Regions from separate parts of the Homo sapiens genome. Here regions 1 and 3 are each linked to region 2. Evidence: chromatin loops called from intact Hi-C (ENCODE). Cell type or tissue: PC-9. All regions are shown on one strand. Region 1 overlaps IQCJ-SCHIP1 (IQCJ-SCHIP1 readthrough). Region 2 overlaps IL12A-AS1 (IL12A antisense RNA 1). Region 3 overlaps IQCJ-SCHIP1 (IQCJ-SCHIP1 readthrough).

Region 1 (5,000 bases), 670 kb after region 2:
TAGAGAAATGAGAACACATAAATGCAATCTATTTTCTCCAGACTTGATAAAGTTCACTTTGTGCTTATGAATTGTGTCTTTATTTTGAGGTGACAAAACTCTCACCATGGGTTCCTGGGTAGCAAATAAGCTACATAGATCTTCACTGTCACAAACCACCTGCTCACATCCCAAGATTTCTCTCTTAGAACCAAAGTCTAGGCTTTCAGTTGAATGTCAAGTCAGGACATAGAAAAAGAAACATGACACTCACGGGTGTGCTGCTGTCGGAGAAGGTGTTCATGCTGACAGAGCTGCTCAGCTTCTCTGAGGAGACAGAGGGTGGGGACGGGCTCCTCTTCCCCAGGGGCTCCTGCCGCTGCAGGTACTCTCGCCATGCTCGCTGAATGCTGAAAAAACAAAACAAAACAAAAAACAGCACACACATGATTACTGTTGGATCATGGTCCACAGACTCAGAAACTCACAAGGAGTCTGAAGGAATTGGCTTTGGTGCCAAGGGAAGTAGAACATACAGAATGTGATGTAGTGAATCAGGAGACCTGAACTTTAACTTCAATCCAGCCATGGAGACTGTCTCCCTACCTTACTGGTTTGACTTTCACAGACTTGACTGCACTCAACCGGCCTAAAAGAGTCAACTTAATAATAAAATTCATCAGTCAAAACAAACTAGTTTGCACAGGTAAATGTACTTTGATTTATGAGACAACAAATTCTTTCAATTTTTCATCTTATATTTTAGATGAGAATAATAAATAGGCTGACTACTACTGCATGCACTCAATGTGTGATTTTTGAGGGGCCATTCTGTGCCAGGGTCAGCTGTAGACTCTGAACAGGGACTCTGCCGTGCACAGCTCCAGAGCAGTCCTTTGCATGACTGCAAGGTGAAGGTGTCAGTGATGTGCAGCACAGTCTGCATGGCCAAATGCAGTGGCCCTGCTGTGGGGCACAAGGCAGGCGAGAGCACCACATCATGGGTTTTATATACTGTGGAAGGGAATAGGAAATGGACAAAGATTATAAATAAAGAAATGGACAAAGATTATTCAAGTGTTACGTACTACTCAGAGAATTAATGTAATGTCATTAGGCAGCTATTTCAGGTTTCGCCTAAGGAAGTTATTTTCTGTGATTAGTATCAGAAAAAATAAATTATCTTCTGCTCAGGATAACGGAAACCTCTTCTTAATATAAGCTAAGTGATTCCCCCATGGACTGTGTATTAGTCCGTTTTCATGCTGCTATGAAGAAATACCCGAGACTGGGTAATTTATTAAGAAAAGAGGTTTAATTGACTCACAGTTCTGCATGGCTGGGGAGGTCTCAGGAAACTTACAATCATGGCAGAAGGCACCTCTTCTGAGTAAAGGGGGAAGCCCCATGTAAAAGCACCAGACCTCCTGAGAACTCACTATCAACAGAACGGCATGGGGGAAATTGCCCCATGATTCAATTGTCTACATCTGGTCACACCCTTGACATGTGGGGATCATTACAATTCAAGGTGAGATTTGGGTAGGGACACAGAGCCAAATCATATCAGACTGGCTTGTGATCTTTGAGATTAACATCTCGATTTTCATAGGGGGGGTCACTGAACACAGTCTAACCTCTTCTGGGAGTTAACAGTTCATGCGGACTAGTTGTTAGGATTCAGCCTTTTAAAATAGTTTAAGATAGCTGTATTAATTCTATCACTATCTCTTCTAAACTCCTGGAAGCATCTGATCTCTGTAATTCTTTCACACACAACCTATGTCATTAAAGTTGTTTCTGAATCAACAAACTTATTTATTCTCATTTGGCTGGAATAGTTCAAAGATCATCAATTCTCAATGGTCACAGCATATAAATAACAAAAAAAATGTGACCACATTATTGAATCTGTATGTTTTCCCTAATTTATTAAAGGTCTGGGAATTACAATGCTCAAGGAAAAGTCCATCAACTGTAGTGAAAACAATACTTTTGGGTCAGTAGCCAATTCCCTGAAGCTAGGAAACTTAAGCTTTAGGGGTTCTTACTTAAAGGCCAGGAGCCTCTTCCAAGATCCTGATGAGGGGCTCTTCATGATTTGTATAGAATTGTAAAAATAAGATACTTTTAGAGTTTTTTTTTTAAAGGACTCTTCAGATTATACATACTTCAAGCCTCACTAAAGCAGAATCTGGCCCAAATTTGAATTATATTTGGTCACTGTTTTATTACGAAATCTTGCTCAAAGTGCATTTTTATTTCTGTTTTTCTTTGGCTTAAAGATTTTAAGCAGAATGGGAAAGGGAGTCCCATAAGATTGCCTGCCTGAGTTTGGTGGTCTTCTTGCTTCTTCAAGACCCGTTATATCAGAGAGGAGTGAACTTAAGGAAGCTGTCGGTGATGTTCACATCCTCTGAGTTGCTTGGGGTATCCCAGAGCCCAGCTAACAAATTCTGCTGCTTGAAGGTTCCTAAAGTCTCTAAACCTGCCCGTCAAGAGCTCAGAATGTGTAACATTTTAAAGGCTGTCTAAAAATTAGAAAATGTTGACAACCAATAGAACACCCACAACTTTATAGGACTTTGAGGTATTCTACACTGTCCTTTTTTCCCTTTAAATCGTCTTCATTATTCAGAACATACAAAAACAAAATATAGTGGCCATTTGAGATACTACATTTTAGCTTGTTGAACACCAGAGGGCGGTGTGACACCTCTAAAGAACCAAATAACATTGGGCAAAACTGAGATGAGAGGTTTGCAAAGGAATTTGCACTTAAACATCCTCTTCTCCCTCCTGGTTTTATGGAATTTGGAAATTGGCATACCAGTTCTCCTTAAGTCAGATATTAAGAAGACAACATTATTTTCTTCCTAGTTAATGGATATCCTTTTCTTTTCTAATTTATAAGGTGACAATATTAAGTACTTTTAAAATATGTATTTAAAACATCTGTGCACCCACTGACTTTCTTAATACAGGAGCTGTTTTTTTGTAATATTTATTTTATAGTCATCCACATATGTGAAAACAATTTATTACACGATCTTATTATTTTTAAAACATACTATGATATATATATTTCTCATTACTACTTGTCCTTCATAATTACAGTTTTGAGGACTAGATGATAAGCTGGACAAGTCTTTAAATTAGCATTTGGGGTCAAAAAATGACAGGGCCATCATGTCACACCAGGCTATTACCCAAAATTGCTACATTGTTTTTTAATGATGGAACTATGCTATGTTATTCTCTGTATCATAGAAAAGTGTTTACATGTTATTTACTCCCCTTGGCGATTCCTACAACATGACCTTCAAAGATTAAATTGTTCCAGTATTAAGCTGTCTTAATACCATCTCCAGATGTTATTTTACTGTAAGAGGGAACTAAAGTAAAATTTAGAAGCACCTCATCTCTCAATCATAAGGAATCACTTTCAGCCTTCTTCTCCTAGATTTACCATAATTCTTGTTCACAAGTCTCCTTTGTGGCTACAGAGTAAATTACCCACTACCTTGACATTTTTTTTTTGAAACTAGACAATGCTATTCATTATAATTATTTAAAGGCTTGTTGAAGTAAGAAAGCACATGTTGTGTGCTCCTATATTTTGAATTATAAATAAAGTGTAAGGGTTTACTTCTAAACAGATGACAAATACATTTTCAACAATTTTTCTTTTTGCTAGGTCAGTTCCTGTGTATCTTCTCTTATAGCAGGGGTGGCACAATCTGCCTGCCTCTGCCCTTTTTCTGTATATCCCTGTGTGTTTTGCAGTGCGGTTGGCTCTGTCATGCACTCACAGCCACTTGGGGGACTCACAGCCAGTGCAGTCCGGGTTGCCAATGCATATGTTTATCTAGAAGAGGAGAGGAGAGGGTTCCCAGAGAGCTAGGGTGCTTAGAGAAGGCTTGAGGGAGTCCTAGTATTTTAATTAGTCCTGAAGCATGGATGGGATTGAGATTGATGGAGAGGAAGAAGATCTTTGGGCAAAGGCACAGAAGTGAAGACACCAGGCAGGAAGCAGGAGGATCCCAGAGAAGAGCAGTAAGTCTGAGGCTACAAAGATGGCAAGAGGCTCTCAGAAGCCACCTGGGGTCAGGCTGGGGGCAGACTGTGCAGTGGGGCACAGACTGGGCAGTGTGGGCAACCCTGCTTTGGTGCAGTTGATAATTGGTTTCAACTTTTCAAGAACAGCCAGAAATCTTGATTTTTTATGAGAAAGTACTATTTTTTATATGTTACCAAACAATTATAAAAAATTCAAAATACATTATAACTCAAGTAGGCTGAATTTAGGGATGGACAAAAGAGGACACCATCAGAGAGGATACATTGAATCTGAGTATCTTGGAAACAATAGCTGACATACATAGAGCTCTTTTTTGTGTTGATTCTCTCATTCAATCCTTACCACAAGTGAACTGTGAGGGAGGCACCATGATTATCACATGGGTAGATTTTGCGTGCCCAATATTAATTTCTCCTTTTCATTGGTTTTGCGGATCCACCAACTCTTTACCCACGAGCTTTGGATGAAACAGATCCTACCCTATCACTGTAGAGGGTGGTCCATTCCCCCGGGCTGACTAGCCAGAGGGCCGTGGTTGGTTCAGTTTGGAGATGCACACATGGTTCAAGCCAGGTCTATTAAAGGCTGCTCTGGGGATTGTACTGAGACTATGAGAAAAAGGCCCTCTTTTTCATCTAAAGTTTCAGCAAGTAGAGCTGAAACTACCTGCAAGCCTAGAGCTGGCAGTGGCCACTTTGTTGCAATGTTGTGAGAACCCACATGAGAATGAATCATGGAAAGAGCAGAGTTTATAGAAGAAGAAAGACAGATGCCTGATAACCTTGCCCAATCGCCCGGGTTTCAGTGTGCTTAAAGCACGTTAGACCATGGGTATTTCTGTTATGTGATTCAATATGATCTTTTTTACATCTATAAATTAGTTTGAGCTGAGTTTCTGATACTTACAACCAAACAGTCCTGGCCGGTCTCAGGAAACAAG
Region 2 (5,000 bases):
CCACCCAGAGACTGTGGGAAAACTCTAGGTTTGGGGGAAAAGAATGGCGTTTTAGGAAGCAGAATTGGAGAGGGAGGGGGCTCAAATCAAGTGTGATGTGAGAGAAGCCTAGAAAGTTCTCAAAATCTTTGATGCCTGGTTATCAGCATTTTTACAGGGTGCTGGTGACCTTGGCCATGGTGGCTAGGGGACTATCAAGGACAGATGTGATAGCTAAGATAATGTGTCCACTCATATGAACTCCTGTATTTTACTAGTGATCTTTATTCTGTTAAACTGGCCAATTGCTTCATGGCAGCCATTTTGAAAAATGACAACTGCAGAGAAAGTCCTAGAATGAGTTTTACATAGTTTTGAAGCACAAGCAAGCTTCACGATTCTCCAAATAGCTTTTGACACAGAGGATAGTAGTTGAGGGAAGAGAGTGTGCAAAACGGGTTAAGGCAGGGGTCCTCAGTGCAGGGGCCCCCACCTTTGGGCTGTGGGCTGGTACCAGTCCATGGCCTGTTAGGAACTGGGCTGCACAGGAGGTGGTGAGCAGTGCCAGTAAGAATTACCGCCTGAGCTCTGCCTCCTGTCAGATCAGCAGATCACAGGAGTGTGAACTCTACTGTAAAATGCATATGTGAGGGATCTAGGCTGTGCACTCCTTAAGAGAATCTAACTCATGCCTGATGATCTTCGGTGGAACAGTTTCATCCCAAAACCATCCCTGCCTGCCACCCCTGTGGAAAAATTGTCTTCCATCAAACCAATCCCTGGTGCCAAAAAGGTTGGGACCACTAGGTTAGGTGACTGAGTGGCTAGTTAAGTACATTTTCTCATTTTTCCTCTGTGGATTTAAAAAGATCTTGCTCACCATTTTTCACATAACTTTTTATATATTTAATGACACTTAACAAGTGATCTCCTCCCAAAAGCCCCATCAGCCTCTGTGGGCTTTTCTTCTTCAACCCGTTTCTCCAGATGAAAAAAGAATCCAATTACTGTAGCTTTCCTAGTTAATGGTCAATTTCTCAGCCCATTTATCATTTTCATTGATTACCAAAAGAGACTCTCGGTTTATGAACTCATTTTCAGGAGCCAGACTTAGTCAAGGCTGGTCCATGCTAGTGCATGCTAGTCTCATATGCATCAATCAATACTATTCTCCTGACTGGGCACAGTGGCTCACCCCTGTAATCCTAACACTTTGAGAAGCTGCAGCAGGAGGATCACTTGAGCCCGGGAGTTCAAGGGCAGCCTGGAAAACATAGCAAGACCCTGACTCTACAAAAAACTTTTAAAAATTAGCCAGGTGTGGTGGTGTGTGCCTCTAGTCCCAGCTACTCAGGAGGCTGAGGTAGGAGGATTGCTTGAGCCCAGGAATCTGATGCTGCATTGAACTATTATTGTGCCACTGCACTCCAGCCTGAGCAACAGTGAGACCCTGTCTTTAGAAAATAAACAAAAATAAAAATAAATGCTGTCTTCTCAAAGTCCAGTGCCTGAGTAAACCTCAAACCTAGACACTTGAGTTGTGGTATTCAGAGATGGGGAGACATGCTTCCATGGAAGGATTTTTATTGTGTACGTGGTTTGTAAAATAACTGCTTGTTTCTTGATGATGAGATGTGCTCATCATTCCTGTGTGTATAATTCAATACATGGTTAATATTTACACGTGTCAAGTTTTCATCAGTCTTTTCAAAATGGCCTTTCAAAGGTAAAGACTAATGGGAACTTTTGAACACTCGAGCCTCATTTCTTCCTGAAGACCCTCTGAGGATGAAGCCATGTGCAGGCAGAAACAGAGGGCTCTGTCTGGCCCAGAGACCTGCCTCATGAAACCCTTGTTCCTGAACAGCAAGAGGAAATCCCGCTCCCCTTGGCTCCACTCACAGAGCCATAGTTCACATTTGTGGTAGTTTTAGTTTCCCTCTTTGTGAGGTAAGCAGCTTTCTCCCAACCAACCCCATGTCAGCGCCCCTTCTTTATTTTGGCTTCCAGAATGAGTGTTGGAGTCCTGCTGTCACTGAGGGCAGGGCCTGGACTTCCTGCCGGCCCCTCCCCACACAGGATGAGCTCACAGGCCTTCCCCTATTGTGTTTCCCTCACTATTACTGCTGAACCTTGTGGAGTTCACACCATTCTTTTAAAACCATTCTTTTTGAGGAATGAGACTCTGTCAGGGTGAGTTGTTTGCGGAAGTAATGCTGTTTCAATGTTTTAGTGTTGCTGTTGATACCTCCCTGGAGTCCAAGAGAAAGTGAAAGTTCATGTTTACTCTTTTATGGGAAACATCCACCTCCCTCCTCACACTTCTTCCTCAAAGGTCTGGCTTTGGTTCCCTCTGGTGTTCACTATAGCAAGTGGGCCAGATGGAGCTTCTGTTGGTTGGCTATGAAATGGAAGGCTTGGTTTTTTGCAAGACATGTGATCGACGGAGCCATGTTGAAGTCTTTAAAACATAGCCCAGTTGGATCCCATAACTTACCAGTCACGCCTGGGACAATCACAATTTCCAGCTTCCATTCACATCAAAGCTCTGTCCCTCCTCCCCAGGCAAGCTAGAGTGCTCAGCGGAGGCCTATCTGAGGAGGTGACGGCAAGCCCAAGGGCCAGCTCATTTTTTTTTTTTTTTTTTTTTGAATCAGTCTCACCGTAGCCCAAGCTGGAGTGCAGTGGTGCAATCTTGGCTCACTACAACCTCCAGCCCCAGGGCTCAAGTGATTCTCGTGCTTCAGCATCCCTAGTAGCTGGGACTACAGGTACGTGCCACCACACCTGGCTAACTCTTTTGTGTTTTAGTGTTGCCCAGGGTGGTCTCAAACTCCTGAGCTCAGGTGATCTGCCTGCCTCGGTCTTCCAAAGCGCTGGGATTACAGGCGTGAGCCACTTCGCCTGGCTGGGCCAGTTCATTTTTATACTCGAATCATGACCATGGAATGCTGAGTCAGACACACTTTTGCTTACATAAAACCCAACACTGGCTTCTGCTGTCCTCATAAGTACAACTTCTAACTTGGTTTACAAGCCCTTGGTGACCTTGCCCATCCTTGTCCTGCCAGCCTCCTTTCTCCACATTCCATAGCCATCCTATCACTCACATTCTTCACAGCATTCCCTAATTAAAAGCTGAGGATTTCTTCACAAACCAAGACCTCTGCATGTGTTCCTCTCTCTGACTCAAATCCTCTTTCGCCCAGTTCTCCTTCCTCTTCTTCATTCTGCTTGTTTAAACTCCATTCATGTTTTAAATCTCAGATTTCCTCCAGAAAGTCTTTCCTGGCCCCCCAGACTAAGCTAGGTTTCCTAGCCCTATAATCATTAGTCTTTGTTGTGATTGCCTGTGTCCCCATTGGACCATCAATTCTGTAAAGCAGGGGACCATATTTGCCATATTTACCACTTGATCTCTGGCACTGAGCACAATGCCTGGCACATATTGTATGCTTAATAAATATGGGATGAGTGATGGTTTTAAAGTGGCTGTGGGTCCCTGAAAGCAGTAGCAGAGTTAGAAGGCTTTTCAGACCAGGTTCCTTGTATTGCAGGGGCATGAAGTAGGCTGATGCTGACATGGCTGGGACCCAGAAACATCAGCACAAAGGAGATGAGTCTGTCTGTTCTTTGACAGCAGGAAGTAGCTGCAAAAATGTGCTGCAAGGCAAGGAGTGGTGTGTGTGCAGCCCAGGCTCAGAGATGGCAGGCTTGAGGCCTCTGTCCAGATTCCACAGGCCTGCCTTGCTCAGGGCCAGTTGGAGTGCTTTGCCTGATAGACCCCAGAGGGGACTTTTGACTCGACATTTCATGAGGGCCCTGTATCTAATCCGCAGATCTGTCTCAACCCATCTGTTGAAGTTTCTCCACTCAAATGTCAGTCCTAATTGGAGATTGGTGATTTGTTCCCTCAAAGTCAGGCAAAGGCCAAAAGGGGCTGCAGGACTTGGCGAGAGAGGAGTGGCGAGGGCTCAGCTGGAGGGTGGGGGCTATTTGCTTGGCCCCCATTGTGTCTCCAAGGGCTTTTCTGTATGACTTGGGAGATGCTGGGAAATCACTCTCCCAGGCTGACTGAAGGCTGGGAGAAAACAGCAGAGAACAAACTCCTCTCTAGTTTGTTGCCTGGGCTGCCACTGACCCCATTTCTGCTCTCTGCCTCAAGATCAGGCCTTGTGTGGCATGCTGGGTGGTGAAGAGGGTATCCTGACAGGTATGTGGGAGAAGGGCTGGTGCCTTGCAGTGGACCCGAGGCCTGGCAGCTTCCAGTGGGCCCACATTCTACTCCCCATTTAGTAAGACAGACAGGTTAGTGGTCAACAGTGTGGACACTGAAGCTGGGCCGTCAGGGTTTGAATCTCAGCCCTGCCATTTATGCCTGGCTATGCAATCCTAGGCAAGCTACTTAAAAGTTCTTTGCCTCTCTTTCTTCCTTTGTACGTATCTCATAGTTTCAAAGTCCTTAGAATACTGTAAATATTTACAATACTGAAGCAGCATTTTCATCTATAAAATGAGAGGATTGGACTCAATGAACTCGAAGAACCCTTTTGATGTAAAACTCACAACCTGCCTGGGTTCAAATCCTGACTTCACCACAGACCAGCTGGTAGTTCTCAAGGTTAGGGACTGTACTTGTACCTGGCTCAATTCTGGTGTGACCAAAGTACCTGAGACAGCACCTGGCACATAATAGGTACTCAGAAAATGTTGTTGTTATTGTTGGTCGGTTTTTTAGAAACGGGGTCTCACCCTGTTGCCCAGGCTGGAGTTCGGTGATATGATCATAGTTCAATGGAACCTCCAACCCCTGGGCTCAGGAGATTTTCCTGCTTCAGTTTCCTGAGTAGCTGGGACTACACCACCATGCCAGGCACACACCACCATGCCTGGCTAATTTTTATTTTTATTTTTGTAGAGACAGGGTCTTGCTATGCTGCTTAGGCTTATCTCAAACTCCTGACCCGAAGTGGTCTTCCTGCCTTGGCCTTCAAAGTGCTGGGATTACACGTGTGAACCAC
Region 3 (5,000 bases), 75 kb after region 2:
GAGACCAAGTAGAGAGTGCTGTAGAAGATGACCATGACATGGAAGGGGACATGTGTGTGCACGTTTGTGTGCATGTGTGTGTGAGAACAAGAATACATCTAACACACTTGCATTTCACCGGAAATTCTAGTTACCTGAAACAGCCCATTCCCTGACCATGCTGGCTAACCGAGGTGTGCCAATGGGGTGATATGATAAGAAACCTGAACCACGAGCCAGGAAGCTTTATATTTATAACATCTAAGACCGACCAGGCTAATTCTTTCTTTTTAAGAAAAGGAGAACCTGGCCCACAAAGCGGAAGAGATTTTTCCCAGGTGGCTGAGGTGGGGCTAGGTCCCAGGCTTCGGTAACTTAACATGGTTCTTCAAGCGTATTCAGCCCTCACAGGCAGGAAGACGTGAGGGTTAATGGAGGTCGACGGCTGTTTTTCCTCAGTAATTGTGTGGGGAGGGCAGAGAGCTTGTCTGGAATGGCAGCTGGCATTCTGTGTTCCTGTTTATTGCAGTTTATCTCAAGCAGTCATTTCCATTCACCTTTTAAAAAAAACATGAGGCGCAGCTGTGGCTTCACTTTAAATATTGTTCCTTCCAGCCTTTTAATTTTTTCACAGGGTCCTCCCTAATCTTTCACCATAATTGGATGCACAACACTAGAGACGGCACCCCTGAGGAACAAAGCGAAGCGAGCGGCTGGCCCGGCCCTGGGCCCACTCACCGCCCTGCTGTCAGCTCCCTGATTCTGTGCACAGTAGCCTAGGAACAGAAGGCAATACCAGATTCCCTGCATTTTCTCTGCTCTGGAACAAAGTTGGAGCCAGTCTTCTGCCATATTCTATATTAAATTTTCCCGATTTCCTTTTCTCTCTCTCCATTAGTGTCATTTAGATCTTTCCCTGCCCCAAGAATGTACACATAAACAACTCTCGTGTTTAAGGTACACATTCCTGGGGCAGGGAAAGATCTAAATGGCTGCACACTTTAGAAGTCCACACCGGCTATCTGGACACTCCAGGCAGCATCAGTTCCATGTAGTTTGTTCCTTTATGTGCCTCCCCCATTGGGACGGTCAGCTCCTGGAGGGAAAGCTCAGTCCCCCTTTGGTGATCCTAGAGCCATGCACAGTGCCAGGAACATGAGAGGGCTCTTGGAAAAATGATGGTGGAATGGATGAGGACACTGACTTAGATGCTGCATACCACGTTGGTCCTGAAGACAATCAGCTCTGTGGTTCTTTATCAGGGGATCAGAACTTGCTCACAGCAGGGCAGGGAAATAATGGGCTGAACACATACACCTCGGATTCTGCTAAGGTCTGCACTTTTCTTCTTAAACACTAAGATATGTTTTCTGTTGAGGGCAGTTTTACTATTACTATTGAATAAACCAGAGGTCCTTAATGAAACATCTTTCTTACAGTCAAAACCTTCCCCACGGAAAAAGAACAGAAGCATAATCTTTTTCTTCCTTTGCTTCGGTGGAATCTAATTTTAGTCATCAGAAAGTGACCTTTCCCCCTGAAGGCTGTTTGTCTGACTTTAAAACAACCCTGTAAAATAATCCCTATACACATGTGGTATTTATTAGTGCAATTGGTTCAGGGAATTCTATGGTACCTAAGCAGGGATGTATCAATTTTTTAATTGTTTTTGACAATTGACCTCAAAATGGGGTGAAAGTACCACAGGAGATAAAAAAAAAATTACAACTTTTACTTATATTTATATTTTAAACATTTTATTCTCTAAAATATCTATTTGTGTATATGTTTTACATACACACATTGTATTTTATAGTGGTGGGTGCTATTTCTGAATAAAATATATGTATATTACAGGCATGGACTCAAAACCATCTTACTGATGAATGCAAGGTCAAAAAAGCCTGCAGAGCCCCACTTTACGGCATCTAATTTAATTTTCTACTTAGCCAACAAAACAGGAAAAATATTAGCGAAAAAATTAGAAAAGGAAGATTCTAATTAGGGAAAGTTATTTTTATACTAGGTAACTATTTTCTTATTCCTCATATTTTTAAAAAAGTGTATGTTGCCCTGTTTCACTAGCTCATAGTAAAATTACAAAGAGTGGGTTTAAAAAAGAAGGATAATTATAATGAAGTCTTCATAATAATCACGATACACATAAACATTTGAAAACACTTTGCCTGAGGAAGGTATTTAAAAGGCCGGAATGACAAGAGAACAACCCTCATGTTTAAGATCCGGAACATAATGAACTGATCTCTGAGCACTCCACACATCTAGAAGTTTCATCTTGCAGTTTTTTTGTACTAACCTATCAGATACTGAAATCATATGCGGCATTCTACTGCCTTTGTTAGATAATGGGTTACACAGTGCAATTCTGTTTTGTTGTTGTTGATGTTTTAAAGCTCCTTGAGCCGTACATGTCTGTAGCTTTAGTCAGCCCTGTCTCAGGTTGCTGGTGTATCACTGCTTACTTATTCCAGGCATCTGGGTTCCCTCTGTTTCTAAGTAGGAAAAAACTAGAACAGTCATGACTTCATTGTTAATGCATTAGCAATGGTATGTTTCATTTTTCCTAAGTGCAAACTGACCTATCCTCTTCTATCTGAGAAATGGTCTGACAAAGGACACCATGACCAGTTCTTTGACACTGAAAATAGCAGAAGTATGAGATGGCTACACTTGTTCTGCAGAGCTGGATAAGCAATCTGACTCTTACGGCAGAGTGTCCCAAGCATCTTTTGCACATCGCTTCCGGCAGAAGCGGACAGCTGGGAAGTGTTAGGGTTATGAGACTCAGCGAACTATCACCTTGGTGCTCATTCCTGTCTTGGGGATCACAAGGGATGAAAAACACAAACGGCAACATGGCAGGTTACTGAAACCGCTTTCACATATTTAAGTTTCAGCTTGTGGAGAAAGAACATAAGCTGTTGTGAACTCCTCTAGGAAGTACAGTATATACTTAAAACAGTCCCCACACTCACACACACACATATATGTATATAAGATATAAACTACCATATTTTACATTACTATACGTAAGGATCTATCACGACAGAAGCTTCTTTCTATATGTCATTCCTGGGAAAAAAGTTAGTGATGTATTTGATCAAATTAAAAATTAAGTAGCAAGTTTTACTGTTCTATCATTAACTGATATTTGCCTCTGAGGTAAAGAGGTCTTCATTTCCAGGCCCATGATGGAAGGGATTTTATTCTTCATGTTATGCCATGTTGTGAACTACACTTGACTTGTGGCAAATAATGAAGAGGGAAGGACATAGTGTGTGTTTTAGGCTTCTGTGGACAGATAAGCATATACTTGTAGTTTAATTTCATGACCTCACCCATATAACTAAAGCTATTTTTACTCGGGCCTGTGATTACCAGAACATTACCATATAAAACATTCTCAAAATATATTTACTGACTTTCAAAAAAAAGGGCAGGGAAAAGATGAACAGATACTGTATCAACTTTTAAAAACCCCAAACATGTTAACTAAAACTTGATATTTTTCATTGCCAATAAAATCAAACAAAAAATTGGAAAAATAGGTTAAACATTCTAGTAATTTTTTTTGCCAGTGAACTGTAAATATATGTCAATAATTTTTAAAAAATTCCTTCACATAAAAAGCCTGCCTAGCAGTTAAATGCATAATAGAATTTTTTCAACTTCAGAATAACAACATGTGTGTTTTAGTTGCTGCTGTAACATATTAATGAACATAAGCTGGGAAAAGCAGAAAGAACTTTCCTAGCTTAATGCATTTGATTCTGTGCATTTAGTTTTTCCTGACTATATTATGGCAATAGCCACTGAGTGTGGAATTTGGCCACTCCTCAAGGGTGATCTTTCTCCAGTTAGAAAAATGGTTCAATTGTTTATAAACAAAAGAGCTCTCCCCCCTTACCTTTTTATAATTCCCCTCCATATCCAATGAGGATTCTTGACTGATGATGTCATCCATTCCATCACTGTCCAAATTCATCCTTTAACTCTTTAGAATTTCACTTAAGAAATAACCTCCCATGAATTCTGATAGGCTGATGTGCCAATTGCCCAGTTCCCTGGTTACTGCTCATACTGACATGGAGAGCTGGCTAAGAGGCTGTGCCCGGCCGTGTGTGTTCTTGCCCCACTCTGTCCCACAGACACTGCCCCGCCCAGCCTCCCTGGCCTTTCCTTGCTCTGGCACCGGGCAGCTGCTGTTTTCTGAGGCTCACTCTGCCCCTGACACTTGGCTTGCTGACTCCGGCCTTCCCACCATCTGCTGTCACCTTCCCCTGAATGATCCCGCCCCAATTCCTCTCCACAGCACCTTTCCTGTTCCCAAGAAAGGAAAAGAGAGGCACTCAGCTTCAGCCAGCTGATTCAACTCCGCGTTCAGGGCCGAGTGTGGACTGGAGCTCTGTGAGGAAACTAGCAATCTGAACCAGGGGTAGATTGTGTGGGATAAAAATAGATGTGAAAACTTCCAGCCCAGCCGACTTCACTACTGAGTTAAAAGCTGGGTATCCCATGACAAAACGGAAACAGTATAATTTAAAGGCTGACCTGTAACACAGATGTTTGCTTTTTTCCCCCTTTAACTGATCATTTCTTAAAATCTCATGTAAAAGTCTCATCTGGTAGGAGCTCCAGGACGAGACTGAAATTCACTTCCAACACAGAGAAGGACCCTTCTGCCCTGGGAGCAGTGCTTTGTTCTATTAATATAGGCAACAGAAAAAGATCCATCAACTTTTCTTTAAAATTCAAGCAGTGGCGGGCTTTTTCACAAAAGCAAACGTTCTTTTCTGCTGCTCTCTTTACACTTTTCCCATGGCTTCTGGTTTTGTTTACAGGCTTTACTAAAGAGAGGGAAAAGGCCCACAGCTGGAGGATGTTTTGGTGCAAGAAGCAGACAAGCAGAAGTGCACATACAAACACACACTCATCAGAATCAGCTTACTACTGTCATAAACTAAAAATTATGCCCAGTGTTTATTTCCAAAAAATAAAGC

What was found. Peaks named below come from ENCODE experiments on the same cell type or tissue, not always from the same donor. Only the 100,000 strongest peaks of a DNase experiment are listed, where the experiment ranks them.
Region 1: a loop joins it to region 2, with 6 times the contacts of the local background. A loop is called at or near these places in 1 of 110 quality-filtered maps.
Region 3: a loop joins it to region 2, with 4 times the contacts of the local background. A loop is called at or near these places in 1 of 110 quality-filtered maps.

The regions. Positions count from the first base shown.
Region 1 is chr3:159,257,937-159,262,936 of GRCh38, reverse strand. IQCJ-SCHIP1 (IQCJ-SCHIP1 readthrough) reads right to left here. Exons shown (of 10, transcript NM_001414413.1): 4 at 254-389. It overlaps IQCJ (IQ motif containing J), which reads right to left. Exons shown (of 4, transcript NM_001042706.3): 4 at 1-389. The coding sequence ends at 206. Among named protein-coding and RNA genes, the nearest start is that of SCHIP1, 13 kb to the left of the region's middle. In PC-9, CTCF peaks have their summits at 2,445 and 2,649 (motif pointing right); a DNase peak (open chromatin) is centred at 2,746.
Region 2 is chr3:159,926,895-159,931,894 of GRCh38, reverse strand. All of the region lies in intron 9 of IL12A-AS1 (IL12A antisense RNA 1), which reads left to right. Among named protein-coding and RNA genes, the nearest start is that of IL12A, 59 kb to the left of the region's middle. RefSeq lists an enhancer at 2,061-2,210. In PC-9, a CTCF peak has its summit at 2,346 (motif pointing left); DNase peaks (open chromatin) are centred at 2,184, 3,014 and 3,634; H3K4me3 peaks cover 1,123 bases; H3K27ac peaks cover 4,028 bases.
Region 3 is chr3:159,852,365-159,857,364 of GRCh38, reverse strand. All of the region lies in intron 4 of IQCJ-SCHIP1 (IQCJ-SCHIP1 readthrough), which reads right to left. All of the region lies in intron 2 of SCHIP1 (schwannomin interacting protein 1), which reads right to left. All of the region lies in intron 2 of LOC124906299 (a long non-coding RNA gene), which reads left to right. Among named protein-coding and RNA genes, the nearest start is that of IQCJ-SCHIP1-AS1, 86 kb to the right of the region's middle. RefSeq lists a silencer at 4,191-4,485. In PC-9, no CTCF peak of the experiment used is centred here; a DNase peak (open chromatin) is centred at 2,504; H3K4me3 peaks cover 570 bases; H3K27ac peaks cover 2,125 bases.